Linked DNA regions of Homo sapiens: regions 1, 3 and 4 are each linked to region 2. Evidence: read pairs that join two places in POLR2A ChIA-PET (ENCODE). Cell type or tissue: K562. All regions are shown on one strand.

Evidence for each region. ChIA-PET counts read pairs that join two places held together with the same protein. Peaks named below come from ENCODE experiments on the same cell type or tissue, not always from the same donor. Only the 100,000 strongest peaks of a DNase experiment are listed, where the experiment ranks them.
Region 1: POLR2A ChIA-PET joins it to region 2 with 6 read pairs; 2 of 35 experiments call an interaction of 5 or more read pairs at or near these places.
Region 3: POLR2A ChIA-PET joins it to region 2 with 5 read pairs; 3 of 35 experiments call an interaction of 5 or more read pairs at or near these places.
Region 4: POLR2A ChIA-PET joins it to region 2 with 6 read pairs; 2 of 35 experiments call an interaction of 5 or more read pairs at or near these places.

What each region holds. Positions count from the first base shown.
Region 1 is chr19:28,517,649-28,520,148 of GRCh38, reverse strand. It overlaps the pseudogene LOC100420587. Among named protein-coding and RNA genes, the nearest start is that of ERVE-5, 88 kb to the left of the region's middle. In K562, no CTCF peak of the experiment used is centred here; no DNase peak of the experiment used is centred here.
Region 2 is chr19:28,605,566-28,608,065 of GRCh38, reverse strand. ERVE-5 (endogenous retrovirus group E member 5) reads right to left here and starts at 1,378. Exons shown (of 4, transcript NR_135636.1): 1 at 962-1,378. The region is part of intron 1 of LOC124904681 (a long non-coding RNA gene); the gene reads left to right. It also overlaps the pseudogene LOC100420587. RefSeq lists an enhancer at 956-2,155. In K562, no CTCF peak of the experiment used is centred here; DNase peaks (open chromatin) are centred at 1,495 and 2,295; H3K4me3 peaks cover 2,284 bases.
Region 3 is chr19:28,551,963-28,554,462 of GRCh38, reverse strand. It overlaps the pseudogene LOC100420587. Among named protein-coding and RNA genes, the nearest start is that of ERVE-5, 53 kb to the left of the region's middle. In K562, no CTCF peak of the experiment used is centred here; a DNase peak (open chromatin) is centred at 1,342.
Region 4 is chr19:28,513,607-28,516,106 of GRCh38, reverse strand. It overlaps the pseudogene LOC100420587. Among named protein-coding and RNA genes, the nearest start is that of ERVE-5, 92 kb to the left of the region's middle. In K562, no CTCF peak of the experiment used is centred here; no DNase peak of the experiment used is centred here.

The DNA.
Region 1 (2,500 bases), 88 kb after region 2:
CTAGGCCCTGGCTGTGCTGCAAGGCAGCTGGGGACCTGCCGATTGAAGAGTCGCTGATACTTTGCAGGTGAAATGGGCCTGGCATTGTTAATCCGTGTTTGGCTGACCTGGTTTACCATGCAAGTTCCCAGCCCCTGTGTTTACACATGGTGTGGATGGATTTCTGCAAAAGGGGACCAAGTACTTGGTGGTTTATTGTAGAAGGAACCTCCTCTGAAAAAACCTCACAGGGAAATTCTCAACTTAAATGGTAGCTAACAGAGGCGCCAGGTGCTTAAGGTGTGCATTGGTGAGGTAGGCACTATTCTGATGAATGGTTGATGGTGAGAAAACTGAGACTCGGGAGTTCATGTAAAATCCCCATAGCTACATGTCTCGGGGGCGGAACTGAGATTTAACTTATGGCAGCCTGACTCTAGAAACTGAGATTTACCCAACATGTGTGTTGCCTCCCTTTCTAGAAAAGGAGTTCCACCCAAAGGGAATAAGTCACATCTACTTTTCTAACAGAAATCCCAGTGTCAAAATAGCTATGCTGGTGTTCCCAATCCGCTTTTCAAAAGAGGAACAGCCACCATTAACCTTTCTGGTCAGTGAATGAAAGATAAGGAAGTGAGTGAAAGCAAAGTGTTAGCAAGGCCCGACTGTGAGCCGGACACTGTTACACACTAAATGCATCATCTCATTCAAAGGAGAGAACATCTTCATTAACAAATGTGACACCGTCTTCATTAACAAATGTGACACCCTTGCCTGCTGAGCACCCCCTCCCGCCCTGACCCCCAGCTCCTCAGTCAGATTCTGTCTGCCACACTCCAGTGAAACTGCTCATGTCAAAGTCACCAGGGGCTTCCACGTTGCTGCTTCCAGTGAACCATTTAGGACTTCATCTTGTTTGATCTCTCATCAGCATGGCACAGTTGTCCATGTTTTCCTTCTGAAAAGTGCTGCTCTTTTGACCTTTTTTTTTCCTCTCTTTTTTTGAGATGGAGTCTCACTCTGTCGCCCAGGCTGGAGTGCAATGGTGCAAACTTGGCTCGCTGCAACCTCCGCCTCCCAGGTTCAAGTGATTCTCCCACCTCAGCCTCACGAGTAGCTGGGATTATAGGCACCTGCCACCACACCTGGCTAATTTTTGTATTTTTAGTAGAGATGGGGTTTCATCATGTTGGCGAGGCTGGTCTCAAACTCCTGACTTCAGGTGATCTGCCCGCCTTGCCTCCCAAAGTGACATTATTTCTGACTGATTCTCTTCCTCCTCGCTCCTGCCATCCCTCAGTCCCCTTTGCTGGATTTTCTTCTCCAGACCTTAAAACACTGCAGCTTTGTCCTGGGCCCTGCCTACACAATTGCACCTTATCACCTCATCTAATCCCACAGCTTTCAACAGCATGCATGCTGACAAATGCCAGGGTTGTTTTTCCTTTTTTTTTTTTTTCTCTGAGACGGAGTCTCGCTCTGTTGCCCAGGCTGGAGTGCGGTGGTGCAATCTCAGCTCACTGCAAGCTCCACCTCTGGGGTTCACGCCATTCTTCCTGCCTCAGCCTCCCGAGTAGCTGGGACTACAGGTGCCCGCCACCACGCCCAGCTAATTTTTTTGTATTTTTAGTAGAGATGGGGTTTCACCATGTTGGTCAGGCTGGTCTCAAACTGCTGACCTTGTGATCCACCCGCCTTGGCCTCCCAAAGTGCTGGGATTACAGGCTTGAGCCACTGCGCCTGGCCGACAAATGCCATGTTTATAGCTCAAGGCAGACCTGTCCTCTCAGAGAGGCACACCTGGGGAGGTATCCATACAACTACACAGAGAGCTCCAGGTAGACGTTTCAGAGGCTTTCCACGAAAAACCTAGAAAAAGAAGAACAACGTAAACTCAAAGCAAACAGATAGAAATGAGAAAGATACCATACATTTCTGCTTTTTAAAGATGTTTTCAATTATAAAATTGAAAACAGGTGAACAATGAGAGAACATCAATAAAATTTAAAAGGCAGTTCTTTTTAAAAAAAATCAGTAAAATTGACAAATCTCCTGGTCAATTTCTTTTTATCTTTTTCAAGGCTGACACAATAGAAAAAAAGACACAGATCACCAATGTCCAGATAAAGCAGGAAATATCTCTACAGATCCTTCAGTCATGAAAAGGATGATGCTATATTCATAATGTCTACAACTTAGAAGAAATAGACTAATTCCTAGAAAACTATAAATACTGAAATTCAACTTTTTCTAATTGATTACTACTGGTGTGCAGGAAACCTATTGGTTTGGGAATGTTGTTTTATTTGGCCACCTTACTAAACTCATAGATTCTAACAATTTTTAGCTGATTATTTTTTGTATAAACAATCATGTTTATAATCAGTAGATTAGGTTTTATTTCTTCCTATTGAATACATATTTTTTTTCTTTTTTTTTTTTTTTTTTTTTTTGAGACAGCGTCTCGCTCTGTCACCCAGGCTGGAGTGCAGTGGGACAATCTTGGCTCACTGCAACCTCC
Region 2 (2,500 bases):
TCTCCCAAGGTCTCGCATCCTTTCTTTTCTACTCTGGGTGGCCTAGGGGTACGTAGGTCTTGTGGAAGCTCAGGCTCAGTGGACTCAGGAGGGGGAGGCCTTCCTTCTTGGTGAAAGAGGGGGGCTACTGGCACCATTTCTTGCCATGAATTCTCTGATGTTGGGTCGGACAGGACTTTAGGAGCCAACTTCCCTTGGCGGGTGGAGCAGGATTCTTCCTTGGCTGTCTGTCCCTTTGCCATTAGTACTGCTGCTGCCTGTCCTCTTAACCACCATGGGGGGCCTAAAACCAGCTGTAACCAAGTGTCTATGTATGGAAACTGGGCTGGGTATCCTGGCTTACCAGTTACCTTGTGCCATACCTTTGAAACAAGGGACCTGTCTAGGCTTCCTTCTGATGGCCAACCCACTTCTAATGCTGGCCAATCTATCTCACACAAGGTCCTAAGTTTTCCTGGGGTCATATTAACCCCATAATCTCCATTAAAACCTTTTTTGAAATTCTTTAACATAGTTCCTAATGGAGTGGGCTTACTTTGCGTCTCACCCATCTCCACCACCCTCACCCCCGCCAGACAAAAACAATGCTCACAACACAAGAAGGGAAAGGGTAAAGGGGTCACTCACTTGCCTCGCCTGACACTGGCCACTTCCCTTGCGGGAATCTCAGATCCTCTTAGGCAGGCTGGTACCAGGCACCAGCACGAACCGCCACTTAGCTGTACGAGGTATCCTACGGAACTGCAGCTCAGGGCTCAACACTCACTTCGGACGGCAACCACTGTCTATCTGTTGCCCATCCCAAACAAGCATTCACTCACTTTCACTTTCCTTTTTTTCAAACAAGCCGAGCCAAATCAAAATCAAAACTGAGACCAAAGTGCCAATAAGGGCACACCATGGGTGATCAGGCCATGCTTCCACTCAAATGGGGTGGGTAAGTTCCTGGGACCGGTCCTACCATATTCCAGATGTCCGGACTCCACGTGCCAGTTCCTTCCCAGTGTTCAGCCCCTGTGTTGATCCTCCGTGGGGGCCTGCCATGCACCACTCTGATGAGGCATTCCACTGGGGCAAATGCCTACCCAGGAGCACTCTCAGGATCCACATTGCTCAAGCTGGCCGGAGTACCCCACAGGGATGCTCCGCAGGGCAAGGCTAAGCCGCCTAAGGGGCTGCCTCCACTGTCCCTTAATCACCTCACTTCCCGGTCAGGAAACCAAGAAATGTAGCAGGACAAGCCACAGACAAAACCCTTCAGACACCAGGTTAAAGAAGGAAGAGGCTTTATTCTGCTGGGAGCGTCGACAGACTTGCATCTCAAGAACCAAGCTCCCCGAAGAAAGAGTTCCTGGCCCTTTTAAGGGCTTACGACTCTAAGGGGTCCACGTGAAAGGGTCATGATAGATCCAGCAAGCATGGGGTACGTGACTAGGTGGGGGTGGTGAGCAATGCAAGTATTTCTTCATACCGTTGTCTGTGATCTATAGATAGCACAAGCGGTTTGGGTGGGGTTTAATCTTTAACCTACAGGCCTGGCCACTGGCGCCAATCAGTCTGTTATTTTTCGGTTTTTACTTCCTCCTTTTCTTTGGAGATGGGACAGTAGGAGAAATAGCCTCTCTTCTTAGTTCCTCTGTGGTCCTTGCCCACCCAGCACCCAGCTCTTTCTTTTCTTGGAACAGCACTGCCATGTCTCTTTGGCAAACTTTCCTCACTCACTAAGGAACATCTTGGTGAGATTGTCACCCTAGCATGGGCATATGACTCAAGCATGGACAATTGGACTCATTTTCTTGGGACTTTCAGTCTTGAGGGGAGAATGCTAGATAGCAAAACATCATACTAAAAAAAAAATGAAAAAATTGTAGAGAATGCAGAAAAGAATGGTTGCAGCGGGTTCTATTGTTGGAATGAATAAACTCTGAGAGAGTTGTCAACTATTTTCTACCACCCAATGCGCTGCACGGTTCCCATTCTAATTTTAACCTGCTCAGCTGATTCTTTAGTTAATATTAAGTAGAAAAAGAACTTGTTGGAAGGATAGCAAGTTGCTTAGAGCCAGTTTTCTTTGTTTGTAATCAAACAACCTTAATGGATACCGCCCTTAAAGAAGCACAGTTGTAGTGGCTGGAAGTAGAGTGTGCTTTACTATTTAACAACAAAAGCTGAAACCTTGCAGCCTCTGAGCCTAAGATCCCATTTAGTCAGAGAAAAATTCTGCAGCAAACCTCCTGAGATAACTCCCCGGAACAGGAAGATAACTTCGGAAGCTTAGTTTATTTCCATACAAATGGAATTTTAAGTCCTTATCAGGGTAACAGAAACAAAAAAGCATGTCATACAGACACATTTAGGGTAGCCTGGTTAATTCCTTCTTCTTTTGGAACAACTACATTATCAAGATGATGCTTCACTGCCTGTTAGACTCGCTTCTGCTTGGAAGCAGATGAATTGATTTTGAACTTCTTTTGTGATATGCTTAGTGCTTTGTCAGTAA
Region 3 (2,500 bases), 54 kb after region 2:
CCATGAGAAAATAGAGACACAGAGAGATTAGATTGATTGCCCATGGTATTATTTTGCTTAAAAAGGGATGGAGGCAGAATTTGAGCCTGTGGATTCCAACTTCAGAGCCTGGGCCCCAAACTCCTGTGCCGCCCCTTCTCACATGCACATGTGTTTCTCTGGTCTCCTGCCCTAACATGCTTGGCCCAGGGCAGATGTTCAACAGGTTTGTTAAAAGGTCAGTGAAGGTTAGACATCAAATGATAAGGGAAATATTTTTGGTAGCTTGAATGCTTCTAGTGATTCTAGTGACGGAGACGGTTATGTGTTCACCAAGCCCAGGTACACAGGGGACTCATGTCTGACTGCTGCCGTGAGATGGGGTCTGTGAAATGTGGGCAGAAGTGTCATGGGCTCCCGTAGGCCCTGCATATGGAACCTCCCAAACTCTCATTTGCCTTCCCTTTCCAGTGGGTTCATGGGGTAGATGTGGAAGGTCCAAGCAAGGCAGAACTGCAAGACAGAAGGAACTTGGGCACTTGTGTCATCACATGGAGGAGGGCTGTCCAGGAGAGTGGCTCAACCACTGTGATCTGAGGAGGGATACCATTTTTTATTGTGTTAAGCTGTTGAAATCTTGAGTTTTGTTATAGCAGTTATATATCCCAACTGTACACTTCTTTAAGAAAGGCTTGCTTTAGACTTGTTTAGGAATCTTCAGCTATAATCTTCAGTATAACTTTGTGTGTGTGTGTGTGTTTGTGTGTGTGTGTGTGTGTATTCAAACATGTCACTTTGGACTTATCCAAAGCACATTTGCCCGTTTATCTCCACTCTGTTCCCAAGTTCAAAACCCTTAAATACCTATCTATTTTTTCTTCCCATAGCTACTAAGAGATCTCTCCACCAGACATCCAGAATTAAACATTATACCAGCTTATACAGTCTCCCTTCAAACAAACAGTCTTCAGCCAACTCTAAAGCTGTCCCTTTCATTTACTTTCAGTGAAGCTCTTAGCATGAAGCTGCATACGGTTGAAATCTGGGTGGCATGGCAGAGAAAACCATTGGTATTTAAAAGGAAACTTTTTGGGTAATGTTTTTTATGATCCTCAGAATCACAAAGGGTGTTTGATGCTACATCTGCTGCAAGCAATGGGCTGTGTCTGGGATGTGCAAGGTGTTCATGCCTGGGAAATCTTCAGAGTCTCTGAAAAGCCTGGGGGAGGCCGGCATGCCTGGCACAGCAGATGAAGGTAGGGTGTTTCCAGTGCCTGGGGACAGCCACGAATGGGGCATATGATGGAAGTCACAGCCATTTTAGAGGCCCTGCAACTGACACGGGAAATAGGAAAGCCACGTGATATTTGAACTGATGAGTCATCAGCGTGCTCAACTAGAATCCAACAGATTCCCCTCACCATCTTCAAACCACAAGAGTGGCTTAGTCTGATGTCTGTAGTGGCAGGGTTGGCTTTGTTACCCCAAGTGATCGATGGGGAAACTGAGGGAGCTGGAGTAATTTGCTCAAGGTCATTTATCTAGTAACTGGCAGAGCTTGGACTTGGACCCATGTCTGTCAGCTGCCAAAGCCAGGATTCGGGGCTGTGTCACAGTCTCACAGGGAAGTCTCATAGGAAAGGCAGGAAGTGCATGTGCGTCTGCTGGGATTATTCTGAGAGACCACCCTCTCACACAACATCATCTGGAACTTCCCTGCCAGGCTTTTTTTATTTTTTTTTTCCTTTCTTTCGGTGGCATCTCTGCTTTCTTTGTATCCATTCCCAAGACCAAGGAGTGGGGCTGACGTGTTTGGTATACAGTCCCTGTCTGTATGGTTCTCTAAAGCAGGCCACAAAGCAGCTGTGGTGTTGAACCCCTGAAATCCTCAGCTGAGTGTGGTGGCTTGCCAGTGCAGGGAGGAAAGAGTATCTTGGGAAGAGGAAAGAGCTTGCGGAAGGCCCAGGGATGTTAATGAGTGTGGTGTAATCGGGGCAAAGCAACTCAGGGGGGCTGGAGCTCAGCATGGATGGGGCCAATGGTGAGGATAAGGGGAGAGATGACAGCAAGGACTAAAGGATGAAGGTCTGTAAAAGACATGCCAAGGACCCTGGGTGGCATCTTGTAGGTAATGGGCATAGGTGGGAGGGTGGCGATCCCTGGTTTTGCCATGCGAAAGGGAGAGACTGCCTCGGCTCCATCTGGGACTGTTGCAGTGACCCACCAAGAAGACCAAGCATGTCATTCCTTATACTGATGAAGCATTTTGTAGGTTTCAAAATCTGTCCACATTCATCATGGAATTTGAGGTACATGGGGAGGATGTTATTATTTCTGGTTGACACATTCTGGCCCTGAGGCCTTTGTTGCCATGTGTATAATGAGTATACACTCTGCTCTCATGCTTGCTGTTTGCACTCTCCTAATGATCTCTTTCGATAAACAGAAGTTCTTATTTTTAATATAGACCAGTTTGTCGAGTTTGTCTTATATGTTTCATGTGTGTGCCCTGTTTAAATAT
Region 4 (2,500 bases), 92 kb after region 2:
AACAACTCCCCACATCACATTCCTTCAATGCCATGGTAGCCACCATCCTGCTGTGTTCTTCCATGTGTTTTACTATTTTAGGTCTCAGGCAAGAGATGTAATTTCAGTTTTGATATTCACATTAAACTAAGATATATTTAGAGTTGCTTTAATTTCGAAACGAGGTGTTTGCGAAACTTATTTTTATTGGATCACTGAATGTGACCTGTGTGATTTTTGACTTTTGGCAACTTATTTATTTATTTATTTTGACTAATAAAAGGGTAGTTAAAGGTTGTTCCACTGGAAACAGGGAGAGGTTGGTCAGTGAGTACGAAGTTACAGTTAGATAGGAGGAATAAGTTCTGGCGTTCTATTACACAGGAGGGTGACTGTGGTTAACATTTCTCTGTTGTATACTCTAAAAAGGCAAGAAGAGACAATTCTGAATGTTCTCACAACAAATAAATAATAACTGTAGGAGGTAATGTATATGCTAAATACCCTGGTTTGGTAAATAAACAAACAAACAAAAAAAATCCAACAGGTATTTGAAAACATTGTGCAGCCTTTTTACTGAGAACAATTCATATTAGCAATGCAACTATATAGTTAATTAAATTAGAAACTGGAAGTTTATATGAAAGTACAATAACTATTTATGTCCTCTATGGCTTAATTTTTTTTCATCTAGTTGGTATCTTAATTTCTTGGAGAGGTTTTAAAATCTCTCGCCAAGATTGTGGTTTGTCAGTTTCTCTTATGTTTCCAGGAGTTTTAACTCTATAAATACCAATATAATATTGCTCTGTTCATAAAGGTTAATGATTGTTATATTTTGGAGGCAACTGTAATTTTTATAATATAAATATGTCTCATTCCTATTTAATGCATTTAATGCCTCTCACTTTGAAGTCCATTTTGACTACTATTGCTATTGACATTTCTGCTTTCTTTTAGTTAGCATTTCCCTGGTATATCTTCATTTATTTTTTTATTTTCAAATTTTCCTCTCTCTCTTTTTTTTTTTTTTTCCAAATTTAGGCATGCTTTTTTGTAAATAACATACAGCTGAATTTAAAACATTCCAATTTAAAAATTTCTCTCTTTAAAAAGGAGATTAAATTCACATTTGTGACTAATGATGTGTTTACATAATTACTACCATCTTATTTCATGTTTTGGCCTTAAAATATCTTCTTCTTGTTTTATTGTTTTTTGTCACTTCCATTATTTTACTGTTTTAGAAATTACATCTTATGTCTAGTCTTCTAATGGTTGGCCTTAAAGTTATTATTTTTAATGCCAAAGTATTATACAAGAGTTTTAAACATTTTACTAATCCATGTGAATATAGTCATAATTTAAAGTCCAGAATTAATTTCTACCTGTAACTACTTCAAATGAACAAGACACTTAGCACACATTATACTCTCCTTTCCACCTCTACTCCTAACATCCACATTATTTTGAAATAACCTGGAATCTTAGTTCTATATTTCATTCATTTTTTAATTTTTTATATAGGCCAAAGCTTTAAAAATTCTCATTCTTGTCAATTGCATTATGTCTCACAGTCACACCACTGAGAGTTACTTGGATTTGACCATGGATGTCACTGGTGCCCTTGCTCACTGCCGTGGCAGGTCATATTTTCTAAAAATGACTGCAACAATGTCTGCCAACCCCCATGCTTTTACAGCTACACCATGTTCTCTCCCTGACCCTGGCTGGGTCTTGGTGACTGCCTTGATCAGCAGAGTGCAGCAGACGTGATGCTATGTGACCTCTGAGCCCAGACCGTGAAAGGCCATGCCTATATGCTTGTTATCTTGGGATGCTCACCCATGGAATCAAACTAGCTTATGTGGAGGGGTCACATGGAGGGCCCACAGTAGAGGTTGTGGCTGACAGCCCTGCAGAAGCCCCAGCCTGGGCTGGTAGGAGCCACAGACACCTGAGGGAAGGTGTGTCCCGATGATGCCAGCCTTTTCCTGCTGCTTTTGCTGAGGTCCCAGAACTTGAGGGGCAGAGAACATCCTTCAGTAATTTATTTTCCCATAGAAGGTGAATTTATGATATTTTTATGAGTTTAATATGTTTATTTTTAACCTTATTCTTGATATTGGATATAGAATTCTGGGCTAAAAATAATTTCCCAGCCAGGTACAGTAGCTCATGCCTATAATCTCAGTACTTTGGGAGGCTGAGGAGGACGGATTGCTTGAATCCAAGTTTGAGATAAGCCTGGGCAACATAAAAATTTTCATCTCTACAAAACAAAAAAAAATGAGCCAGGTGTAGTGCTGTGCACCTGTGGTCCCAGCTACTCAAGAGGCTGAGGTGGGAGGACCACTTGAACCTGAGAGGTAAAGGCTGTAATGAGCTGTGATTGCACCACTGCATGGCAGCCTGGGCAACAGAGGGAGACCCTGTCTCAATCAATCAATCAGTAAAAATAATTTTCCATAAAAAGTTGGAAGACAAAGTTTTATTATTTCCAGAATACCATGTTGCAAAT